Linked DNA regions of Homo sapiens: region 1 is linked to region 2. A link is a loop called in an ENCODE intact Hi-C map of the cell type or tissue named here. Cell type or tissue: dorsolateral prefrontal cortex. All regions are shown on one strand.

Region 1 (5,000 bases), 200 kb before region 2:
CCTAGGCTGGTCTTGAACTCCTGACCTCAAGTAATTCCCCTTCCTTGGCTTCCCAAAGTGCTGTGATTACAGGTGTGAGCCACCAGGCCAGGCCTGGTTTATTGTCAGAAGGGTGGAGCTGGAAAGGTCTCATATGTCCATGTTCTGAGACATTTCTTCCCTTCACAGACACAAGAGAAGGCCTTGTGCTCCTGGTTCTCCTGCCTGATCTCCTGGTCTTGTTGCTTCCCACTAAGTGGAGCCCTTAACCTGCTTTCTGACTGCACATTTTCTATAGCGTAGAGCAGATATTAAAGGAAGGGTAAGGATCTGACTGCTTCCCAAGTTTGTTATAGCAAATACTAGGAAGCACGAGAAGTGGAATCTTTTCCTTGGTTCACAGTTACTGCTTTTTTTCTGCAAGGAAATCCAAAGGATCTCCTAATTGAATTCTAAGATTGTGTGACCTATTTCGAGATTTTTTTTTTTTTTTTTTTTTTTTGAGATGGAGTCTCGCTCTGTCGCCCAGGCTAGAGTGCAGTGGCACGATCTGGCTCACTGCAAGCTCCGCCTCCCGGGTGCAGGCCATTCTCCTGCATCAGCCTCCCAAGTAGCTGAGACTACAGGCACCCGCCACCATGCCTGCCTAATTTTTTTGTATTTTTTAGTAGAGACGGGGTTTCACCGTGTTAGCCAGGATGGTCTCGATCTCCTAACCTCATGATCCACCCACCTCGGCCTCCCAAAGTGCTGGGATTACAGGTGTAAGCCACTGCATCCTGCCCCCCTCCTTTTTTTTTTTTTTTGTGACAGAGTCTTATTCTGTCACCCAGGCTGGATAGCAGTGGCACAAACATGGTTCACAGCATCTTTGACCTCCTGGGCTCAGGTGATCCTCTCGCCTCAGCCTTTTGAGTAGGTGGACTACAGGTGTGTGCCAACATGCCTGGCTAATTAAAAAAATTTTTTTTTTGGAGATAGGGTCTCTATGCTGCCCAGGCTGGTCTCGACCTCCTGGGCTCAAGGAGTCTTCCTGCCTTGGCCTCCCAAAGTGCTGGGGTTACAGGTGTGAGCCACTGCGCCAGGCCTACTTTGAGAATTTCTAGTTAACATGACTTGTATTCTGTGTTTAAGTCCTTCAGTGTGATTAATAACCACGTACACTGTCAGCAATAGTTTAAATATATGTATTGTGATCATAAATGTTGTAAGTTGAAGAAATAAATGATCTGTAATAATGTTTCCCCTTCCTTGACTTGAGAGAATTCCATAGGCTGTGCTAGCTCCTGGCTAGGATTGTCCTCAGACCTACCTGATCCTTGAACTGGACACAGTAGTGATAGCTCATGTGACAGGTTTTTCACAGCTTTTCTTGATGCAGTGAATGCCCAGGTTAGACTGTCTAGACCAGGTTATTTTGACCTTGGCACTTTGGCATTTTGGATTAGATAATTCTTTTTTTTTTTTCCTTTTTGTGGAGAACAGGGTCTCACTATATTGTTCAGGCAGGTCTTGAACTCCTGGGCTCAAGCTATCCTCCCGCCTCTGCCTCCCTAAGAGCTGGGATTATAGGCGTGAGCCACTGTGCCCAGTGGGACTGGATTATTCTTTATCGAGGGGCTGTCATGTGCATTGTAGGATATTTGGCAGCATCCTTGGTCTATCCCCACTAGACTGCAATAGCATTCCTCCTTCCAAGTTGTGACAACCAAAAATGTCTCCAGACATTGCCAGATGTCCCCTTTTTGGCAAAATCACCCCTACTTAAGAACCACTATTTTAGACAAATCCATCTTCCTTCCCCACTGGATATATAATTGATCACAAAGTCTGTTGAATCCACATTCTTGAATTATCTTTCAAATCCATTTCCTCTTCTCTGTCGCCAGTGTTCCCAGTTTTCCAAGGGAATGCACAAGGCTCTTCTTAAGGTTTGGACGGAGTCCAGGTTTGGAAGAGTAACCCTGGAGCAAGGTATTAGCCAAGGCTGGGATTACAGTAGCCCATGCTGGCCACTGGGTGGTGTCAGTACAGCACCAAACCTGGAACCAAGAGGCGCGCTCAGAGCCAGGACCCTGCATTGCCCTAGAAGCAGCCGGACATGACACCACCCAGGCTAAGTCAGTAACATTTGGCACCATCTATCTACAGAGTGCCTACTGTGCACTGGGCACTCCAGAAGGTGCTTTACCCATAATAATAAGAAGCATAGTTAACCGTTATTGAACATTTCCTCCATGCTAGACCCTGGGTTCTGTGCTTTGCGTGGATTATATTCTTGAATTCTCACAACAATCCTAAGAAATAGGCAAGGCATATTTTGCCGGGCGCTGTGGCTCATGCCCGTAATCCCAGCACTTTGGGAGGGTGAGGCGGGCGGATCACGAGGTCAGGAGATCGAGACCATCCTGGCTAACATAGTGAAACCCCATCTCTACTAAAAATACAAAAAAATTAGCCGGGCGTGGTGGCAGGTGCCTGTAGTCCCAGCTACTCGGGAGGCTGAGGCAGGAGAATGGCGTGAACCCGGGAGGCAGAGCTTGCAGTGAGCCAAGATTGCGCCACTGCACCCCCAGCCTGGGTGACAGAACGAGACTCCCTTTCAAAAAAAAAAAAAAGAAACAGGCAAGTTCATTTATTTATTATCTCATTTCACAGATAAGAAAACAGAGGTACAGAGAAGTTAAGAAACTGGAAAAAAATCATATTTAATTCTTTCAAAAACGTTCAATAAATTCATTTAACTATTGGACATCTACTGTGTGCCATGTACTCTTGTAGATATGAGGGGTTTTTTTTTGTTTGTTTGTTTTTTTGAGACTGAGTCTCACTCTGTCACCAGGCTGGAGTGCAGTGGCGTGGTCTCGGTTCACTGCAACCTCCGCCTCCCTGGTTCTAGCGATTCTCCTGCCTCAGCCTCCCGAGTAGCTGGGACTACAGGCGCAGCCACCACGCCCGGCTAATTTTTTGTATTTTTAGTAGAGATGGGGTTTCGCCATGTGAGCCAGGATGGTCTCGATCTTTTGACCTCGTGATCCACCTGCCTTAGCCTCCCAAAGTGGTGGGATTACAGGAGTGAGCCATCACGCCCGGCCACGAAGTGATATTTTTAACCCCATATTATATGAGAGGAAGTAGATCTCAGAACATGAGTGTTATAGTCCAGGTTTGCACAGCTTGCTGAGTCAGTATTTTAACTCAGGGCTATGTGTCTGATTCCAGCACCTCCCTCTGCACCCGTATTAGAACACATTGAGAAGGCTCCCCAAGCCATGCCTCCTGTTGGCCTATCTCTCGCTGATCTGCTCCACAGTGGAACCCTCACATGCATCTACATGTTTCAGACAAGGCTCTGGGCACCCAAAGATTAACAAGACAGACCCAGAGCTTGCTTTCATAGAGCCCACAGTTAGGGGGTGCTCAGGGAAGACAGCTGTTCAAACAACTCATTCCAGAAGTTGTTATGTACAATTGTGCTGACTGCTAGAAAGGAAAAGCACGGGACAGGAAGTTGTGAAATAGTTTCAGGGAAGCCATACTTGTGTAGGAAGTCAGGTCGAACTTCATGGGAAAGGGGAATTTAGGCTGAGAGTTCAAAATTGAATAGCAGTTGATTGAGCAGTGAGTCATGGAGGAACTGTCTATACTAGAAATGAAAAGGCTTTGAGGCTGGGAAAGAACTTGGCCCTAATGGTCAGAAGGGTGAAGGGCAGTGAGCAAGGGATAAATAATAAAAATCATAATTCATAGAGGTAAGTGCAACTAATGTTTCCACGTGTCTTATTCTAACCAATTCTGGTTAAGAATATGGGTTCTGGAGCCAGACAGGCTGGGTTTGAATCCTAGCTCCACCATATTGGTTGTATGGCACTGGGCAAGTTCCACCTTCTCTGTGTCTCTATTTCATCATCTGTAAAATGGGAGCAAAATTGTCCCTATCTTTTCAGGCTGCTGTGAGAATTAAATGAGTTAATATACGTAAAGCACTTAGTAAAGCACCTGGCACATGGTAAGTGCTATTTTTTATTACTACTCTTATACAGTTTGATACATAGAAATTTACATTCGATACATACAAATTTATATTCTACTCTCGTTGTTTTACAAGAAAGCATCTCCCCATGTGGTTAAAAACTTCTTTGTAAATGCACACTGTGTATGATTACATATGTTTGTAAGAGCATGGAGGAAAGCTAAATGCCTCTCAGAGTGGTAACGTGGTTACTTCAAAGAGAAGAGGGTGGGAGGACTTCATCCACTTTTTCTTTATGCAACTCTTTATTGCTCCTCTGGGAACAAAAAAAAAGAGAAAAAACCACCTAAAGAATAGAACAGAGAGCCCAGAAACAGACCCACACATATATTTATGTGTGGGATTCATGACAAAGGTTCCATTCCAATTTATCAGTTATTTAAATAAATGGGTTGATGGGATAACTAAGCTGAAAAATTGAACCTTGACTCCTTCCTCGCAACTACCAGAAATTAATTTAGAATGGATCGTAGACTTAAATGTGGAAGCTAAAATAAAGCAATCAAGCCTCTAGGAGAATATGGGTGGAAAAGAGTTCCTAGACAGAACATAAGATTGATAAATTGGATTTTACCAAAATTAAGAACTTCTGTTCACCAAAAGACACCATTAAGAGAGCAAAAAGGGGCCAGGTATGGTGGCTCACGCCTGTAATCCTAGCACTTTGGGAGGCTAAGGTGGGTAGATCACCTAAGGTCAAGAGTTCGAGACCACCCTGGCCAACATGGAGATACCCCATCTCTATTAAAAACACAAAAATTAGCCAGGCATGTGGTGCATGCCTGTAATCCCAGCTACTCGGGAGGCTGAGGTGGGAGAATTGCTTGAATCCAGGAGGTGGATGTTGCAGTGAGCTGAGATCATACCACTGCACTCCAGCCTGGGAAACAGTGAGTCTGTTTCAAAAAAAAAAAAAAAAAGCGAAAAGGCAACTCATAGACTGGGAGCAAATATTTGCAGTACATATATCTGACAAAGGAATCATACT
Region 2 (5,000 bases):
TGCCGTGTGTGTGTGCTCATCCACGTGCCGAGTGTGTGTGTGTGCGCGCAGCATGCACTCGCAGATCTGGAGAAGCAGGCTGAGGTGTGCAGGCACGTGTGTGCAGGCCTGAGTGTGTGTGGCATGTGTGCGCCTGTGCCACTGTGTCTCCAGGGTGATAAATACAGCAGTAGGAGCTGTAACCAGGGCAGAGAAAGTATGGAAATTTCCACAGGCTGGAAGTGGTGTAGGAGAAGGGACATGCTAGGGCTGGGCCAACCCTGGCTGACCAGGGAAACTGTCCCCGACTGCTCTTCCCTAGGTGAGTCCCTGACTAGGTGTGGTGACCTGGGCACATACGCATACCCTAAGTAGGCACAGTGGGATGGGAGAGCAACCCAGAAGAGCTTCCTGAAGGAGGTGTCGTAGTGGAGGAAGGGCTGGGAGGTTCAGGCCACTGCACTTATGTGAGAGACAGTCCCCAGAGCAGGGTCAGGGTCACTTAGGTCACAGAGCTGGCTAAGAGAATAGGAACTGTTCCTTATTCTGATGGGGGATGATCCCAAGGAGCCCACTGGACTGGGATGTGGTCATATCTCAGAGGCAGGCGCAAGGGGGATAGGCCCTAGGGTGCTGTAGGGCACTGTGTCCCAGCCACAGCAGGTAGTGACCACAGCAGGGTCACATCCCCTTGTCTTGTGCTCAGACCACTTCCTCTCCTCCACCTGTGGAGAACTGCCTCTCCTTTCAGACTCACCTCCTCCAGTCTTTCCTGATAATATCCCCTACCAGGAGGTCTCTACCTTCCTCCACACCACTCACTCATCTGCTCCCCCTCAGTGTTCAGTAACGCTCTGCATACAGTTGGTGTTCAATAAGTGCTTGTTGAGTGCAAATATATTGGGACTAGAATATGCCATGATACCTTCTCAGAAACTGCAGACAGTGCAGTGGGAAGGGGATTAGCAAGGGGCAATGCTAGGCACTTCACACTTACTAGCTCATTTAATTGCCCAAACCACTAGGAGGTAGCTACTATTAATACCCGCAAAGTACAGATGACAACATTGAGGATCAGAGACCTAAGTAACTCAGGCAAAGTCACACAGCTTGTAAACAGGAGCACTGGCACCCACACGCGTGCTTTCCAAGACAGCGGGCTGTGGGCAGGTGGCTTGGAGGCCACCAGAGCATGAGGCCAGGAAAGAAGCCCCAGCTCTTGCCCTTCCCTGTCCCACTGATTTCCTTCTCCAGAAGCCCCAGGACTCCTCAGAACTCTGCAGGGTAGGAAGGTTGTGCTGGAAGGAGGCAGGAGAGAGGCAGACATCCTACCCCACCTCCCTGCCCCTCTCCCCTCTGCCCCCCAGCCTCCCCTTCACCTGCAGTGCCCTCACCATCCAGGCTCTGACGTGCCTCGGCCTTCTTTCCCAGGGCTCCCCGTATTCCCCAGGGGCTAGGCCTGGATTTGGGTTGGTCCTTGAAGCCCTGTCCTCCTCCCCCAATATTTCAGTATTTCAACCTCTACCCCAACCACACCTGGCAAGGCCTCCGGTCTTCAAAGCTGGCTCAGGAGCACTTCCTTGTCCAGGAAGCCCCTCCCTTTCCAAGAGCTGCTCCTGGCCCCTCTGCAGGTCCAGGTCTGGGGTCTTCAACTCATCCATGGCAACCCAACTTCAAATAATATGTGAATGAGCAAACCATCCAGGGTCCCAACAGGCCCCATTTTTAGGAATCCTTGCGACAAGGACCAGCAGAGCCTCCTGCCCCTAACCCATCCAACACTGTTGTCACAGGCATATTTCATTCCGGCTGAGGCCCTGAGGCTCCTGTTTGGATGTCACCCCTACCCCTTACCAGAGGGAAATCACTTTAAGCCATCACTAACTCCTGACAGTTCAGACCCCCTGCCTCAGGCCATTTCTAAGAGGAGAAAAGGGTTGGAATCAGGAGGGGAGTCAAAGAGGGAGACCCCACCAAAGTAGGGCAGGGGAAATGGACCTCAGGCCTGCTTCACGAGCATGGTGTGACCTTGGGAAAGTTGCCTCCCTTCTCTGGGCCTAGCTCCCCCTTGCCAAGAGCAGACAGTGCAGGGGGCACAGGGGCCGATTCACAGCAGGTACTTGGTAGAAGGCTGTTCCCTCCTCTTCCTGGTTCCCAGAGCCCAGGACTCCAATGCACATTCCTGTATGGTGCTGCCTTCCAGAATGTCACCAGCCTGCAGGCCAAAGGCAGAACTGGGTCCCGCTTCACACCCCAGCAGAGAAAGGTCTGGGCCAGGACCACCACTCAGGCATCCTCCAGACCCTGCTTTGATTCCAGCAATGATGAGTGGTCCATGGCTGCCGCCTTGTGGCCTAGTGCAGGACTGCAGCCAGCACGCTGAGCTGGGGCAGTGGCCTTAGCAGAGCAGGGGGCGCCTCCAGTCTCACCCACTCAGGTGGGCCTCAGGGCTGGCTGGGCAGTGCAAGGTCAGATCCAGGAGCGGATTCCAGCCCCTCAGCACTTGGATAAGGGGGTCCAACCTGTCCTGGCTGGAGGCAGAAGGGTCAGACATTCGACCTGTGGATCTGGCCAGAGCGACCCACAGGAGGTGGGAGACTCAAGGGGCTTAGCCCCAGCCTGTGAAATAGGTCAGTAGGACTCAGGGAACCGGTTCCAGTCTCCTGCCATATACCTCCCCTTCCTGAGACAGCGAGAGGGAACCTGGAGTCCAGCTCCCCAAGTCTTCCGCTGGACCCAGGCTCCCCACTGAGCTGGATGCCTGAGTCGGAGGTCACATGGCCCATCCCCACCCACTCTGCCCAGCCCCACTGGCTGAGGCTAAGGATGGAGGTCAGCCTGTCCGCCCACTGAGCCCCCGAAGAGCGGGTGGTAATGAGGCTCTAGGCAGAGGCGGGAATGTGGTGTCTGGCACCTCCCCAGGGAGTCCCAAACCCATCTCTGAGCAACTCATTATTTCCTCTGCAGGCCAGGGCCTCATCTTCTTAGTGGAGATGGCCAGGCAGTGCCCAGTGAGGGCAGCCCCCTGGTGCATGGCAGGCCCCACCTCTGGAGGGGTAGGCACTGGGGCCACAGGTGACCCAAAGGTGCTTCTTCTCAATTTCCTCAGGCTCCTGTGGCTCTGACCTTGTGTCTCCAGCAGGGGGCTGCTGCAGGGCTGCCAGGCCTGAGTCACTGACACACCACACCCAGGCCCCAGCTGGGACTCAGACTCGGACTGCAGCAGGACAGGGGCTTGTGTCCAGCCAGGGTCAGTGCTGGCCAGGAAAGGACCGGCATTCCCAGCCTGGCTGCAGGATAGTACAATGGGGAAGGCATGGAGTCAAGCCAGGGCTCTGCTTGGGGAAGGGGGTCGTCTGAATAGCTCAGGGCCTGGAGAAAGCAAGGCCTAGGTTCTCAGCTTCAGGCACTAGGCACTCACCCCTGGGCTTCCCGACCTCCTGTCCCCTCCTACCCCAGGACGCCCAATCCCCTTAGCCAATCACAGGCCTCAGCACCATAGGGTAAAATATACAGATATATTTATATTATCAAAAAGTCCCCAAATTGGGGAAGGGGCATCAGGTAGTCTGGACCCCCCACTCAGCCCAGACTGGAAGGAAGGCTGAAGTCCCCAAAGCGCAGCTCTCAGCCCTGTAGAAGCTCAGCCAAGAGCTCCCTCCCCGTGAGCTGAGTGCTCCTCTACAGCACCCGCTTTCTGCTGTTCTGGAGTTTGTTGGGAGGAGCAGGGGGCTCCCTTCCGGCAGGGCCCCAGGGCCTCACGCCTCTGAAAGGGTGGTGGTCCTCCCAAGTTCCTGACTTATGCCCATCTCTCCAGCCCCACAAGGACAGTGAACCCGGTGGGGTGAGCAGGTTGGGCCAAGAGGTCTGAACACCTGGACAGAGTTGGGAGAGGTTCCTGCCCAGGCTGACCCCTGCTGCCTCCCACCCCTGCCGGGGAACCCCATGCTGCAGTCAGGATGGAGGATGTGGGTTGTGGGGTGCAGTTTCCCATGCACCCCCCGCTGGCTCACATCAGGCCTTGGAGCATAAGGGGTGTCTGAACAGAAGGCTTCCAGCGGCGGAATCCTAGAGCCAAGGATGGGCTCCTGTGCTCAGACGTTGCGCAGAAGCTGCAGGAAGGCAAGAGACCCACAGGTATTTTGTGAAGGCCCAGAGGGGCTGGCGCCCCGCTGAAGCTGCTGCAGCTGCTGCAGCCACTCTCCACTGCCAGCCGGGGAGCACTCCAATCAGCCAGGCTCCCAGCTCCCAGGGCCAGGCAGAGGGGACTCCCAGCTTCCAGGGCCAGGCAGAAGGGGCTCCTTTGAATGGTGTGAACCAAAGAGGCCTATGAGGGCCCCCACCAAGGCTGGAGGGAGGGGGCCGGAGGGCAATCGGGGAGGGCAATCAGGGCAATCATCTACTGTGGAGTAGAAGGCAGGCACCCAGCCAGGCCCCCAGCCCCCTGCCCAAAGGCATGGAGAGCCACTCACAGACAGAGGGTCCGCGGTGAAGGCAGCCACACTCCGGCGCATTTCATTTTCACTACCTCGAAGGGGGATCAGTGACACACTACCCAGCCGGACCTCAGGCACTGCCCGGGACACGCGTGAGGGCTCTGAGGGCCACACCAGGCCGTCATGCTGGGGAGCAGAGAGGAAGGGGCTGGGCTCAGCTTCAGTTCACCCAGACACTCAGCCTCAGATCTGCCCACCCTTCCCAGAAATGCCTCCAGCTGTGGTCTGAGATGACACCCTCAGCTTTGATCCCCGCCGATATGAGAAGCAGCTGTGGGGAGAACATGACTGCATCTCTGGCAAAACACGGCCAGTTCTGTTACTCAACAACTCCAATCTCCAGATCCACAAACCCCTCCAAGAACCAAGAAAACATTTCTCTTAGAGGAACACGTCTGCACCCCATCTTAGGAATCGGGAACTACAAAATCCACCGTTTCCCTTTAGGCTTTGCTTACCAGGAAGCTCAGGGCTAAAAGAACACAGCTCCAAGAAAGAACTCAGCCTAGCACCCTGGTTGTTTTG

What was found. Hi-C counts contacts between places; a loop is a spot of excess contacts. Peaks named below come from ENCODE experiments on the same cell type or tissue, not always from the same donor. Only the 100,000 strongest peaks of a DNase experiment are listed, where the experiment ranks them.
Region 1: a loop joins it to region 2, with 4 times the contacts of the local background. A loop is called at or near these places in 74 of 110 quality-filtered maps.

What each region holds. Positions count from the first base shown.
Region 1 is chr11:72,480,441-72,485,440 of GRCh38, forward strand. No RefSeq gene overlaps it. Among named protein-coding and RNA genes, the nearest start is that of CLPB, 48 kb to the left of the region's middle. In dorsolateral prefrontal cortex, CTCF peaks have their summits at 1,991 (motif pointing right), 2,190 and 3,532; a DNase peak (open chromatin) is centred at 2,021; H3K27ac peaks cover 351 bases.
Region 2 is chr11:72,681,591-72,686,590 of GRCh38, forward strand. It overlaps ARAP1 (ArfGAP with RhoGAP domain, ankyrin repeat and PH domain 1), which reads right to left. Exons shown (of 35, transcript NM_001040118.3): 34 at 4,452-4,601; 35 at 3,479-4,091. The coding sequence ends at 4,074. Among named protein-coding and RNA genes, the nearest start is that of PDE2A, 9.7 kb to the left of the region's middle. RefSeq lists an enhancer at 3,144-3,703. In dorsolateral prefrontal cortex, CTCF peaks have their summits at 2,340 (motif pointing left) and 2,547; DNase peaks (open chromatin) are centred at 91, 2,331, 2,791 and 3,164; H3K27ac peaks cover 4,848 bases.